2 separate regions of the Homo sapiens genome follow, and region 1 is linked to region 2. The links are chromatin loops, found by intact Hi-C in ENCODE. Cell type or tissue: breast epithelium. All regions are shown on one strand. Each heading gives the region's core, and the rest is flanking DNA. Links, peaks and the distances in the headings are about the cores only.

Region 1 (6,593 bases), core at 142-5,141, 790 kb before region 2:
TTGGTTCAGCAAAGTTTGGGAACCACTGACCTAACTCACAGAGTGGCTGTGAGGGGTAAATAAGATGACATATGCAAAATACATAGTGTCAAGCCTGGCTGCAGACTGGACTCGGTGGATGGCCAGTATCGTTATTGTCATTTTTAGTATCACCACCACCAGCACCACCAGCACCACCATTATCACCGTAACCACCATCATTACCACCATCACTGTTATCATCATCATCACCATCTTCATCATCACCATCATCATTGTGACCATCATCCTTACCACCATCATCATCATCACCATTATCATCATCACAACCGCCATCCACACTGTCATCACAATCACCATCAATATCACCATCACCACCATCACCAGCATCACCATCACCATCATCACCATCGTCATCACCATCATCACCATCACCACTATCACCACCATCACCATCACCACCATCACTATCATCATCACCACCATCACCATCATCATCATCACCATCACCATCATCATCATCATCATCATCATCATCACCATCATCATCATCATCATCATCATCATCACCACCACCATCACCACCATCACCATCACCATCATCACCATCACCATCACCACCATCACCATCACCACCATCAGCATCACCACCATCAGCATCACCACCATCAGCATCACCACCATCACCATCACTGTCATCACTTCTGGATTGCTCTTTCTATATTTTCATCGGAAACTGATGCATAAAATTCTTCGTTCTTTTTCCAGCCAGAAAGCTTATCTATATCCACTGCAAGTGTAGGCAGGTTGCAGGGGAGTTACTATCCTCTGAGTCAGTGTTGGCTTACATATACTTGGGACTGCTGGTTACTTCCACGTTTTAAATTTCTAAGGAGCTTCTCGTTTAAACCTCACTGTAGCCTTGGCATGTGGGCAGTTTTTGCTATCCCATTTTACAGATGAGAAAACAGAGGTTCAGGAAAGTTAGTTGATGTGTCCACGGTCCCACTGCCACCTAATGGTAGATCTGGGATCTAAATCCAGGTGTCTAATCTCAAAACACTTGCAAATTAATTGTCGCCTAGAGTCTGGGGCATGGGCTGACCTCCTGAGACTCTGGTGTCCCGGTGTTACCCTCAATGCCTTTGTTCCTCCTGCAGATGCCTCCCCTTCTGCTTGGATCACAGGAGGCCTTGAGAAAAGGCTTCCAAGGGCTTTGGGTCAGCAGAGCGGAGGAATGAGGCTTCCACGGCGCACTCTGTGCCAGGCCCCCAGCCCACCCCTGACCGCTCTGCCGGGATGTCAGGCAGGGCTGGGCTGTGTCTGGCTCAGGCAGCCGAGGGACACGGCACAGATCGGTCCCTCCTCTCTCCCCAGGGAGGCCTCCCTCTTCAGGCTCTCTCCAGCCTCACCTGCCTCATCTGTGCCCAGGGGCTTTGGCGGGCAGGGAGGATGCTCTGACCCTAGGAAGCCCTGCAGCAGGGAGGGGAAGGGGGTTGACAGACAGCGTCCGGAGCAGGCTGCTGCTGCGGGAACAGGGGAACCCTCAGACCAGAAAGACCTCAGCTCAGGCTCCAGCACGGGCCTCTGCCCCCCTTGGATGGAGGCTGCTCCCCGTGCCAGCTGCTGGGCACTCAGAGCCTGTCCCCAGCCTGGGCCAAGCAGTGCCGAGGGCCAGAGAAAGCCTTTGGATGACGAGTCCTTGAGGTTGTGTCCACAGCAATGGCAGCCCTGGGAAGCCGGTGGGGATGCAGTGGGCTCTGTGCTCGCCTCCTGAGAGGCACGGGGCTGAGGACCTGTGAGCGGGTGGGGATGCAGTGGGCCCTGTGCTTGCCTCCTGAGAGGCACGGGGCTGAGGACCTGTGAGGGATCCGGGAGGGGAGGTGCACAGGGCCTGGCAGTCTGACAGGGAGGGAGTGTTTTTCTTGCTGCGCTTTTTGAGGGAGAGAGGAAAGGAGAAGGGAGAGCACGCTGCCCCAGGACCTGTGACTGTGGGAAGCAAATGGTGTCTAACGTGCACGAACTGCTCCCTGGCACTCCAGGGAAGGGAATTTTCCCAAATCAAACTAGATCTGCTTCCCACCATTGGCTCTCCCCCAGGGATGATAAGTTCAAGTTAGAAGCTCTCAGCCCCGTCCTGCCCTGCGGGTGGGGCCCTGGGGCTCTGCAGGAGGCAACCCCACTGCCCTGACCCCAGGAGCCCTGGGAGCTGTGAGATGTCCCCTCCGCAGCCCAATCACTCAGCCAAGTGAGCTGGCTGTGCTCGCCGCCCAGGCCTTGGTGTCTGCACCATCTCCAGCCCCTTTCCTGCCCACCCACCCTGGGACCCTGCTTGGAGACAGGGCCGTGAAGCGGCTCTCCTCACATTCCCACATTAGCAAGCATCTACAGCCCCGACTCCATAGAGGCACAATGGTCTCCACTCCTGCCCCTTCCAAGAGGAGAGCAATGCTTAGCTTCTCTTCACGCCTGCTTACCCGCTTCTGGGAATAAGGCAGGCCTTGAGAACAAAGGCCTTCCTGTGAGACTCTGGAACGGTGACTGAAACAACAACAAAAAAGCCATCAATCTATCAACTTCACAAAGATAGTTTTGGCATGATGTACCTTGTAACTCCTGTTCTCCTGCTCTGTAAGAATCTTTGTCAATTTTTGTGATAGTCCGACTCCACAGTGGGCCTCAACAATCATGGCCTCCTGGTGTTCACACACTTAGCTGACCCCATGGCAGCTCATGACAGCCATTGCAAGGCCAGGCACGGTGGCTCAAGCCTGCAATTCCAGCACTTTCGGAGGCTGAGGCAGGAGGCTTGCTTGAGGCCAGGCATTCAATAACAGCTTGGGCAACACAGTGAGACCCTATCTCTACAACAAATTTTAAAAATTAGCTGGATGTGGTGCTGGACGCCTGTAGTCCCAGCCACTCAGGAGGTGGGAGGATGGTTAGAACCCAGAGTTTGAGCCTGCAGTGAGCTGTGATCACACCACTGCACTCCAGCCTGGGCAACAGAGCAAGACCCTGTCTCAAAAACAAAGTCACTGCAGCTTAGTCTCTTGGATTGCTCATTCTGTAGAGGCTGGCAGCCATGTTGTAAGGAGGCTCAAGCAGCTCTGAGGAGACCCCCCCCCCCCCATGGGGAGGAGCCACCCTTCCAGCCACATGCAGGAGCCACCTTGGAAGGGGCTCCTCCAGCCCAGCAGACTTTCAGCTGACAGCAGACTCATGAGACCCTAAGGCTGAGCCACTCTCAAGTTCATGACCCATAGAAGCCATGAGAGATGATAAATTATTATTATCCTTTGAAGCCATTAAGTTTTGGGGTGATCTGTGACACAGCAACAGATAACACACTTTTCAACAGTTCTGGAGTTTGCATTATGGAGCTTTTTCAGGGGTCACTGTGGTAAAGTATGAGGCCTTAAGGTTCAAGGTGGACCCCAGTGTCAAAGAGAGGCCCCAAGAGAAGAGGGGTTCCCTTCTCTCTGTCCCCTGCCCTTCGGGAGCCCCCTCCACACATGCCCCCACAGGCCCACGCACCCCAAGCTGTGCCTGGGGAAATAGGTCAGGCCTCCAGCCCAGACCCCTGCAGGTTTCTGCTCCAGAGGAGCTCTTCGAGGGGTTTCCTTGACCACCCCTCCATTAAAAACCGGGTGTCTGGAAAAGTCTTTTGCAGGGAGGACCCTGGGCATTGTCCTCGAGCCACGTTCTAGGGAGGCTGCGGGTGTCCCTGCCTGGGGATGTGGGTTCCTGCTTTGCCAATCCCGCATCCTTGGCCATTTATCCCATTGTGTTGCCAGCCTGTAGGGAGGAGAGAGACAGAGAAGATCCTGTTTCTCCTGCTCATATCAGAGGCTGGCAGGCCTAGAAGGGGCTGAGGGATGGAGCACGACCCTCAACCTGTACAGACAACGGCCCAGAAAGGCTGTGGAATCTGCCCGGGGCCACCCAGCAGGCAGGCAGTGGTGTGGCGGCCCGAGTCCCTCCTCCGAGCCCAGCCTCTGCCCCCGACCCAGGTTCCTCCCAAAGGGTGTTTTCTCACAGACGTCTCAGAGCTATTTTTTCTCTGAAAGCTAAACAATCACTCCTTTGCTCTTAGGATGAGATGCGGTTTGTGTCTACACACAGCAGACCCGGCTGCCCTGGTCCCCAGGCCGCCACCATCTGGCCGTGCACACACTCGCCTGGTCCTGGCCGGACCAGAGGGCGTCTGCACAGGTACAAGGTGGCGGGTGGAGCCCAGGACCCCTGGACAGCCAGGCCATCCCGGGGCTTGGCCGGAAACCAGGATGGCCTGGCCTGTTTTCCTGGCACCTCCTGCACCAGGGCCGTGGCTGCCTGCAGGTGGGGGCCCTCCTCCCAGGTGGTCTGGGGAAGGCGCCCAGTGAGTGGGGCCGAAGCCGCTTCCTGGGGAGGGTTGCTTCACCGCAGAGCCCAGCTGGGCACCCAGAAGTGGCTCAGGGCTGTGTGTTTACTCCTACCCTGACCACCGGCGAAAGGGATTTGAGGGCTGGCTCGTCTGTGGCAGCCACCAAAGTCAATGGAAAAACCACACGGGAGGAAGGGAGGGATGTGGGGTGTTTGAGCTGCAGGAGGGGCATCCCCAGGACGCACGCTGGGGCCACATCTGGGCGGAAGCAGGTGTACCAGCCCAGCCAGGGCAGGGCAGAGCCCCAGGGGCGGGTGGGGGCCACAAGCAGCCCAATCCAGCTCCAAGTAGAATCAATTCCTTTCTGTTGAAAGTTCCGTTTCTAAGAGTGATCGTGTTCCCAGCAGAGTGAACACAGACGTCGGTGTCGGCTCTGCACAACGGCGGTGCGGGGGCCCCGTAAGCACTCCAGGAGGACGCCGAGTGAGCCCTCCCCTCTCACACCCGACCCTCCTCTCTCAGAAGCCACTGCTCTGGTGTGTGGCGGCCGCTGCCTTGCCTTTTCCCATGCAGTTTTGCCATAGACTATTTAGCTTTGTTTCTTAACTCCCAAAACACAAAACTGAACCCCCAGCGATGGCCTGTGCCCCATTCCCCAGTGCACAACGCAAGCCTCCTTCCCGCCAGCGCCAGCACGTCGCCCCGCGGTGCTCCCCGGTGTGAAAGGGCTGAGCCATCCCTCTGCTGTGACTGGCTTCCGGCGGTTTCCAGCGTCTTGCTTTCTGAGCAACGCTGCCGTGAACATCCCACAAACTCCTTGAGTCTGCCATGCACGTCTTTAGAGATAGGTGGAGAGTCGTGCCGGCCCCACGCGGGCAGCCCAGCAGCTCCGGGTGTTGGTGCCACCGGGCACTGTCTGGCCAAGGGTCCCCTTGCTCCGTCCTCGCCAGCCCTGGGTAGGGCCAGGCTTTTTAAGTTTTGCGGATCTGCTGGTGCGTAAGGGTCCTTCGTGGTGATCTCAATTTGCGTTTTCCTGATTGCGAAGGAGCCGAGCGTTGGTCACGCCTGGGAAGCTGTTCAGTGACTCCGTGTGCCCATCTTCCGCCGTCGGGGGCTTTGCTTGTCGACGCCTGTTGACGTTTTTAAATCTTCTGGGCCTCCCTTTTTTGGTCAAATATATATATGGCACATGTCCTGCTTCGGGCTTGTCTTTTCACTCCTTTTATGGTAGATTTTAATGTAACAGAATGTCTTTATTTTAATGTTTTAGAATTTACCAATCTTTGCCTTTATGACGAATAATTTTGTAGATTGTTTCACAAATCCATCCCTAATTCAAAGTCATGAAAACAGCCCTTTAAATCCTCTTCTAAAACCATGACGGGGTTTATTTACATTTAGGAATTTAATCCATGCAGGTCTGCCTTTAGTGGTGTGGAGAGGGACAGCACTCTCTGCTTTCTGTATGTGGGCGTCCGGTTGTCCCAAAGCCACGCTCCCACTCACGCCGCTGCCTCCCTGTCCCGACTCCCTCCCACTCACGCCTCAGCCTCCCTGTCCCGACTCCCTCCCACTCACGCCTCAGCCTCCCTGTCCTGACTCCCTCCCACTCACGCCTCAGCCTCCCTGTCCCGACTCCCTCCCACTCACGCCGCTGCCTCCCTGTCCCGACTCCCTCCCACTCACGCCTCAGCCTCCCTGTCCCGACTCCCTCCCACTCACGCCGCTGCCTCCCTGTCCCGACTCCCTCCCACTCACGCCGCTGCCTCCCTGTCCCGACTCCCTCCCACTCACGCCTCAGCCTCCCTGTCCCGACTCCCTCCCACTCACGCCGCTGCCTCCCTGTCCCGACTCCCTCCCACTCACGCCTCAGCCTCCCTGTCCCGACTCCCTCCCACTCACGCCGCTGCCTCCCTGTCCCGACTCCCTCCCACTCACGCCTCAGCCTCCCTGTCCCGACTCCCTCCCACTCACGCCTCCGCCTCCCTGTCCGGACTCCCTCCCACTCACGCCTCAGCCTCCCTGTCCTGACTCCCTCCCACTCACGCCTCAGCCTCCCTGTCCTGACTCCCTCCCACTCACGCCGCTGCCTCCCTGTCCCGACTCCATGCTGTGTGGACTACTGTTCTGTCCCCACCTCAGCATCACCTTGTCACAAATGTTATGACTTTTTAATAAGCCTCAATACAGACATCCCCAGTTCCTGCCCTGATCTCTGCCCTTCGAGAGTGATTTAGCTATTCCCAGT
Region 2 (7,679 bases), core at 1,134-6,133:
AAAGCCCAGTGTGTTTTGGATACTTTTTTTTTTTTGAGACAGAGTCTCACTCCGTGGGCCAGGCTGGAGTGCAACAGCACAATCTGGGCTCACTGCAACCTCTCCCTCCTGGGTTCAAGTGATTCTCCTGATTCCTGAGTAGCTGGGATTACAGGCACCTGCCACCATGCCTGGCTAATTTTTGTATTTTTAGTACAGACAGGGTTCACCATGTTGGCCACGCTGGTCTCGAACCCTGACCTTGTGATCCACCCGCCTCAGCCTCCCAAAGTGCTGGGATTACAGGCGTGAACCATTGCGCCTGGCCTTGTTTTGTTTTTTTTTTTTTTTTTTTTTTTTAATGAGACAGTCTTGCTCTCTGTGACCCAGGCTGGAGTGCAGTGGTGTGATCACAGCTCACTGCAGCCTTGACGTCTCCTGAGTAACTGGGACCACATGCATGCACCATCTGTCTGGCTATTTATTTTTTTTGAGAGACAACGTCTTACTACATTGCCCAGTCCTATCTCAAACATCTGGGCTCAAGCAATCCGCCCACATCAGCCTCCCAAGGTACTGCGATTACGGGCATAAGCCACTGGGCCCGGCTGGATACATCTCAGTTTGGACATTAAATTATCAGAACTTTGTTTCTCAAGACTTTAAAAATTAAAAACATTTTTTCATTAGAACACCTGATCTGCAGATTCACAGTTCACACACCCAGGTTCCTAACGTACCTGTTTTCCACTGACTGAACCAAGTTAGTGGTTTTTAAACTTAACCACACCGAACACTGTGCTGGCTGCGTTTTCCTTGCTCCACAGCACACGAGGCCAGAGGTGCTGCAGACGCAGGGAAGTGGCTTGTCCAAGTGCAGTCCCAGACCAGACGTGTCACCCGGGCAGCTCCAGGTGTAAACCTGAGTCCACCTCAGACCACAGAACCAGGGCCTCGGGGTGGGGTCCAGCACCCTCCCGTAAGGAGCCCTGTGTTTTGACACAGGCTAGGGCTTGGGAACCGCCGGCCTAGGACAGACACCATGAAATAAGCATAGCAACGGTCACATGTCACCCACCGTCAGGGATGTGCACGGCCAGGTGATTGCATTGTCGTGCAAGCATCCTACAGGGACTTACACAGAGCTCGATGGTGCGGCCTCCTCCACACCCAGGCTGTAGGGCATAGCCTGTGGCTCCCAGGCTACAAATGCGTGCAGAGTGCTACTGCGCTGAATGCTGTAGGCCACTGCGGCACGGCGCTGCGTGTTTGTGCTTCCAAACCTAGGCGTGGTGCGGTCCAGCTTGCTGGGAGGATTCCATCCCAGTGTTCTGTGGGACTGCAGGGTGACTAGCTTGTTCTTAAGTTTTTTTTTTTTTTTTTGAGATGGAGTCTTGCTCTATCACCCAGGCTGGAGTGCAATGGCACGATCTCTGCTCACTGCAACCTCTGCCTCCCGGGTTCAAGCGATCCTCTTGCCTCAGCCTCCCAAGTAGCTGGGATTACAGGCATGCACCACCACGCCCGGCTAATTTTTGTATTTTTAGTAGGGACAGGGTTTCATCATGTTGGCCAGGCTGGTCTCAAACTCCTCCAAATACCACAATGTACCCCATCAATATGTACAATTATGTCAATTAAAATAAAAGCAAAAAAGTTTGTCAGATTAAAAAAAAAAGATATAGTGAAAATACAGTATGTTCTGCGATCACCAACATATACACGGTCCGTCATCGACAGAAACATCGTTCCCCTGACTGCAGGTCTGACCACCTTTTTGCAGAACGCCAACAGAATACAAACCCTTCCCGTTACATTTTTAGATGGTGAAAGCAGAAAAAAAAAAGGCAGTGGCTTGTGTTTTTGTGAACTGTCTCAGCGGGACATCTGGTGGGCACAGCTGGATGGCCAGGGCAGTTCAGAACAGGACAGAACTTGGGGGAATTTTGTTTCACCTTATTCCCTGACACCCCCTAAGTTCCCAGGAAATCACTGCACTCTTGATGAGCAGAGCGGCTGTCAGTATAAATCTAACACCAGTATTTACGTTACCCGTGTTCATCACTTCACAAAATCAGACGGTGGTGGAAAGTGTCAGGCCACGAAGGCCGCATCTGTCATCTGAGCCACAAAGGACTGTGCACCTCACTACCCCCCTTCCCTCCCGTTTTGGCTTTCTGCTCTTCAAACCTATAAAACCCAGTCTCCTGTAATCTCTGGCACTTGTGGAAGCCCTAGTTCCTGCCATTGTAGTTTTAAGTCACTTCTGGAAGTTTCCACTGCTTCATCACTGGACAGAGCCATCTTCAACAGGTGGCATTTTGCAACTTTCTTGTTGGTGCTGAAATAGATCCAGGTGCAAAGCAGCTCTCGGGCTTGCTGGCTGCTGACAACTGTGCCTTTTTTTTTTTTTTTTTTGAGATTCAGTCTTGCTCTGTTGCCCAGGCTGGAGTGCAGTGGCACAATCTGGGCTCACTGCAACCTCCGCCTCCCAGGTTCAAGTGATTCTCCTGCCTCAGCCTCCTGAGTAGCTAGGATTACAAGCGTGTACCACCACCACACCTGGCTAATTTTTGTTTTAGTAGACATGGGGTTTCACCATGTTGACCAGGCTGGTCTCAAACTCCTGACCTCAGGTGATCCGCCTGCCTCCGCCTCCCAAAGTGCTGAGATTACAAGCGTGAGCCACTGCGCCTGGCTGAACTGTGCCTGTTTTAAGAAGTTGACCGTGGCAGGGACAAGTGGTCCAGGAAGACACACCTTCTCTCACACAGTGTCCCAGCCCCTTGGAGGTCAGGAACGGGCACGCAGCTGTGCCCTCAAACAATGCGAGTAGCACCTGTGGCCGCCGCTGGACAAGAACCCTCGGCCAGGCAGGTGGATGTCCTTCCCCCTTCTTGGCCAGATAGTCACATCGTTACAGAGGTGACATGGTGAAGAGCGCAAGTGAGCTGTCTGGTGTTTGCTGGTTTTGAACTCCTGACCTTAGGTGATCCACCCACCTTGCCCTCCCAAAGTGCTGAGATTACAGGTGTGAGCCACTACGCCCGGCCTAGTTTGTGTATTTCAGTGGGGAAGTTTCAAGGTTTCAGGCTAACCATCTTCACTAAAATATAAAAGATTAGCCGGGCATGGCAGTTTGGTGCCTGTAATCCCAGCTACTCGGGAGGCTGAGGCAGGAGAATTGCTAGAACCTGGAAGGCAGAGGTGGCAGTGAGCTGAGATTGTGCCACTGCACTCCAGCCTGGGCAATAGAGCAAGACTTCATCCCTTTTAAAAAAAAAAAAGCAAAGCCAGCCAGCATTGAAGCTGGGGATTCCCGTGAAGATGGCCCGGAGGTGCTGCTGGGCCATTAGAAGTATGGGGAGTACCTGAAGGCGGAAGTTACCTAGAGTGGAAATAACCCACACGGCAGTGCAAACGGGAAGGACCTCATCACTTTCCACCAAAAAGAACAAAGAACAGCTCTTTTCAGGTTTGTCTTGATGATGCAGGAATGTTGATCATGTCAGAGGATCTTGGAGGGCAGAAAAGGTGTTTCAGAAACCAGCTGTATGATGCTGCTGCTGCCGAAAGGTTGTGCTGGAGCGAGCTGCTTCTGTAACTTGGGGTCCCAGTCCTGTGTCCTTCATCCATCCTGACGAAGTCGCACCACTGGAGCATCGCGTCACACTGTGCAGTTACACACAGCAACCTTTCCGTGTTCACCAACCAAGAGCTGCAGCACCCCACACAGACGAAATTGCGTTCACATGAGCCGGGTGAACCAGTACCCGAGTCGCTGGGCCAGCCCGCCAGGAGCCAGGGTGAGGAAATCTCCCAACGGCCTGGATTCAGAGACTGTCATGGGTGAGCACCTACAGAGAGGGTGGATGGATCAGCTCAGCCTCCATGTGCTGACCGCAAGAACCCACACAGCTTCCTGCAGGTAAGCAACTACCACTGGCCTGGCCCAGGGATGGACGCCAGACACCACCAGGTGCAACAGTTGAGGCAAATACAGATGCTTCTCGATTTGACAAACATTAGCATTACGAGTTGAATCATGTCCCCACAAGACATGCTGGAGCCCTAGACTCGGGACCTCAGAGTGTGACCTTCTGTGGACACAGGGTCTTTTCAGAGGTCACGACTGTGGGATCACATGACCAGCATCCTTACAAAAAGGGGAAGTCGGGACACACACAGAATGCCATGTGAAGATGAAGGTGGAGACGGGGGTTGTGCATTGACGAGCCCCGAGATGCTGGGGAGACGCAGCCGATGCTCCCCGCAGCCCTCAGAAGGGGCTGGCCCTGCCGACATCCTGCGCCTGGACCTCCAGCCCCCAGAACTGTGAAAGAACCGATTTCTATGGTTTGAGCCACCCAGTTTTTAGTACTTGGTGACGGCAGCAGTGGGCAATGAGAACAACTAGAATCAACTTCAGCATTCAATTTTATTATAGTCCCATCTCCCTCAACAAACAAGATCAGCAGCCAGTGTGGGATGGTGCTCAATGGGGCTCCACTTCCCACTAGAGTGTAAGCTGCTTCCACGCATGCTACTGCGTGCTCCGAGCCATCGCAGCGGAGTCTCTTCTCACCCAGCTTTGATGGTGGGGCGACTCCCGTGTCTGCAGCTGTGGTCCAAAGGGTGTCTGTGCTGGATACAGAAGTTGCCGTGACATTGGGCACATACCATCTGCAGCATCTCTTTCTTCTTGCAGCCCTCTTTTGAGCAACGGTATGTAAAAATCTAAGAGAGCAAAGTGACTTCAACAAGCAATTCTTTTTTTGGAGACAGGGTCTCGCTCTGTTGCCCAGGCTGGAGTGCAGTGGCTTGATCTTGGCTCACTGCAACCTCTGCCTCCTGGACTCAAGTGATTCTCCTGCTTCAGCCTAGTACCTGGTACTACAGGCACACACCGCCACGTCCAGCTAATTTTGTCTATTTTCACAGAGATGGGGTCTTGCCATGCTGCCCAGGCTGGTCTCAAACTCAGCCTCAGGTGATCCTCCCGCCTTGGCCTCCCAAAGTGCTAAGATTACCTGTGTGAGCCACTGTGCTGGCCTTAAATTCTTTAACAGCCTCCGGTAAGAACATTCCCATTTAAACTGGACACAGTTCCTGTCTGCACAGAGTACAGATGCAAAGTTTCATTTGACCATCTCAGTGCAGGTAAGAAGAACATGGGGCTGGACCCAGTGGCTCACGCCTGTCATCCCAGCACTTTGGGAAGCCAAGATGGGTGGATTGCCTGAGCTCAGGAGTTCGAGACAAGCTTGGGCAACATGGTGAAACCCCATCTCCACTAAAATATAAAAGATTAGCCAGGCATGGTGGCGTGGTGCCTGTAATCCCAGCTACTTGGGAGGCTGAGGCAGGAGAATTGCTAGAGGAGGCAGAGGCGGCAGTGAGCTGAGATTGTGCCACTGCACTCCAGCCTGGGCGACAGAGCAAGAGTTCGTCCCTTTAAAAAGAAAGAAAAAAAAAAGCCGGTCAGCATTGAAGCTGGGGATTCCCGTGAAGATGGCCCGGAGGTGCTGCTGGGAGGACAACAGAGAGAGGCAGCCAGGAAGCAGGGAGCGGGAGGGAAGGAGGCCAAGCACAGATGACAGGCAAGCCCCACAGAGGCACTGGCTCCAGGAGCCCTGGGACAGTGGAGGTTGTCCCCATCAAGGGAATATCTATCATGTCCCAGTACCCACCGGTCATTTTTTTTTTTTTTTTTTTTGGTGCCAGGATGTAGGCAGCGATATAAAGTCCTAGGAGTCAGAACTCCAAGAGGGGAAGGCAGTGAGGAGAGTGGGGAGGGTTCCAGCAGCCGGGGGTGGCCCTCCGGCCAAGGCAGGCAGGCATGGCCATGCTGAGCGACCATGCAGGAGGGACCCGTGCAGGGATGCAGGCAGAACACAGGGCGTGCCCACCAAAAGGACAGGAGCACAGCGGGCCAGGAGCAGCCGGGAGGGCATTCCTGTGTGGGGGCCTTGGGGCAGTGCTGGGTGAGCCCCCAGCAAGGGAAGCTGTGTCATGTGGAAGAAGCGGGTGTGCCAGAGAGCTGTGATGTCTCAGAGGCTTAAGAGACCTCCAGAGGCTGAGGGTCCCAGGGCACAGCCACAGCAGGGAGAGCTAGACAGGGCCAGAAAGTGGGGACCAGAGCAAGCTTCCGCACAGAGAATTTTGTGTGGCAGACTAAGGAACACTGATTTTATTCTCTATGTTTGAGACCAAAAGTTATTTGGTTTATGGTAATATAACTGTAAAGTATTGAACATCATATACTAAGATAGTTGGTAACCACCAACCAGGACCCATGACTAGGAACGGATTAAGCCTGACAGCAGCCAGTTCACTAGAGAAGCTCCTTGAGCTGGGCGTGGTGGCTCACACCTATAATCTCAGCACTTTGGGAGGCTGAGGCGGGCAGATCATAAGGTGAGGAGTTCAAGACCAGCCCGGCCAACATAGTGAAACCCTGTCTCTACTAAAAATACAAAAGTTAGCTGGATGTGGTGGCATGCGCCTGTAGTCCCAGCTACTCGGGAGGCTGAGACAGGAGAATCGCTTTAACCCGGGAGGCAGAGGTTGCAATGAGCCGAGACGGCACCATTCACCATGGCACTCCAGCCTGGGTGACAGAGCAAGACTGTCTCAAAACAAACAAACAAACAAACAAACAAATGAAACGCACATGAACAGAATGGATCTAGAAAGCCATGTGAATTCTCCATCTCAGGAGGGAAACTAGTAAATTCCAGTCAAGAAAGACGAACCTGACCTGGGATCCCTCATATTAAAGAACATTTATAAAACTGAAAACTCAGGCCCCTCGCAGTTTAGGACAGGGATAACGCAGCGTTAGGACTCTTCTTTTCTACTTTGTACATAAACTATTGGGAGTAATTTTCAGGTAGCAAACTGACTCTTCCCAAGGAAAAACCAGGCTTCCCAGATGAAGGAACTGAGGCGGGCTCTGTCCTTACCTTCTCTTTCTTCTTCCCAGGGTGAGAGTCACAGTCTCTGTCAATGTGATCACCAACCACCACGTCTGGTATCTGGCCCTTTTTTACTGGGATGGGGGTATTACAGAGTGGGCATACTGGGACGTGAACATCCTAAAAATAACAAAGGTAAGATGGCATCTGAGACTCATGCAACTTAAACTCACAGAAGTTTTAAACGAGTACTCCTGTGCGGCACACTTAAACACAAAGAGAGGACAAAAACCGGTCTCCCGAGCCCTCCGAGAACAAAGCATCACTGGGTCATGGATTAGCGGCAGCCATCTCTAGAATGTGGGCATCAGCTGCCCTGAGGAGTCTAGTGAAGTTTCAACGAATGGACTTCAGCCGACTGCAGAAACCAGCTGGGGCCATCTCAGGCTGGCACCGCCCAGGTGAGAACAGAGCCTGCCCAGACACCTCCACAGGGAGGAGATGGAGGGAAACATGGACCACAAAGACCCTCCAGCTCCCCTCAGTCGCCAACGGCCTGATCCCTTTGCGGTTTCCCCAGTGGCTTCTACGTACACAGAGAGTTGCTTGCGCCCAGATGAGGCCACGTGTACCTAGGGTGAGCTCCCAGGTACTAACGACCGTCACTGGCTGCAGGCCAAGGTTGTGAGGGCTCCAAAGGGGTGGACCGCCCAGCAAGGCTAAAAACCTGAGCTGGGGGCTCCGAAGGGGTGGACTGCCCAGCAGCTGAAGGCCCAGCAAGGC

Evidence for each region. Peaks named below come from ENCODE experiments on the same cell type or tissue, not always from the same donor. Only the 100,000 strongest peaks of a DNase experiment are listed, where the experiment ranks them.
Region 1: a loop joins it to region 2, with 12 times the contacts of the local background. A loop is called at or near these places in 1 of 110 quality-filtered maps.

The regions. Positions count from the first base shown.
Region 1 is chr7:355,486-362,078 of GRCh38, forward strand. No RefSeq gene overlaps it. Among named protein-coding and RNA genes, the nearest start is that of FOXL3-OT1, 68 kb to the left of the region's middle. In breast epithelium, for the core only: no CTCF peak of the experiment used is centred there; DNase peaks (open chromatin) are centred at 1,860 and 2,460; H3K4me3 peaks cover 472 bases; H3K27ac peaks cover 3,965 bases; H3K27me3 peaks cover 1,480 bases.
Region 2 is chr7:1,148,509-1,156,187 of GRCh38, forward strand. It overlaps ZFAND2A (zinc finger AN1-type containing 2A), which reads right to left. Exons shown (of 5, transcript NM_182491.4): 4 at 6,945-7,076; 5 at 4,399-4,716. The coding sequence ends at 4,561. Among named protein-coding and RNA genes, the nearest start is that of ZFAND2A, 7.8 kb to the right of the region's middle. In breast epithelium, for the core only: no CTCF peak of the experiment used is centred there; no DNase peak of the experiment used is centred there.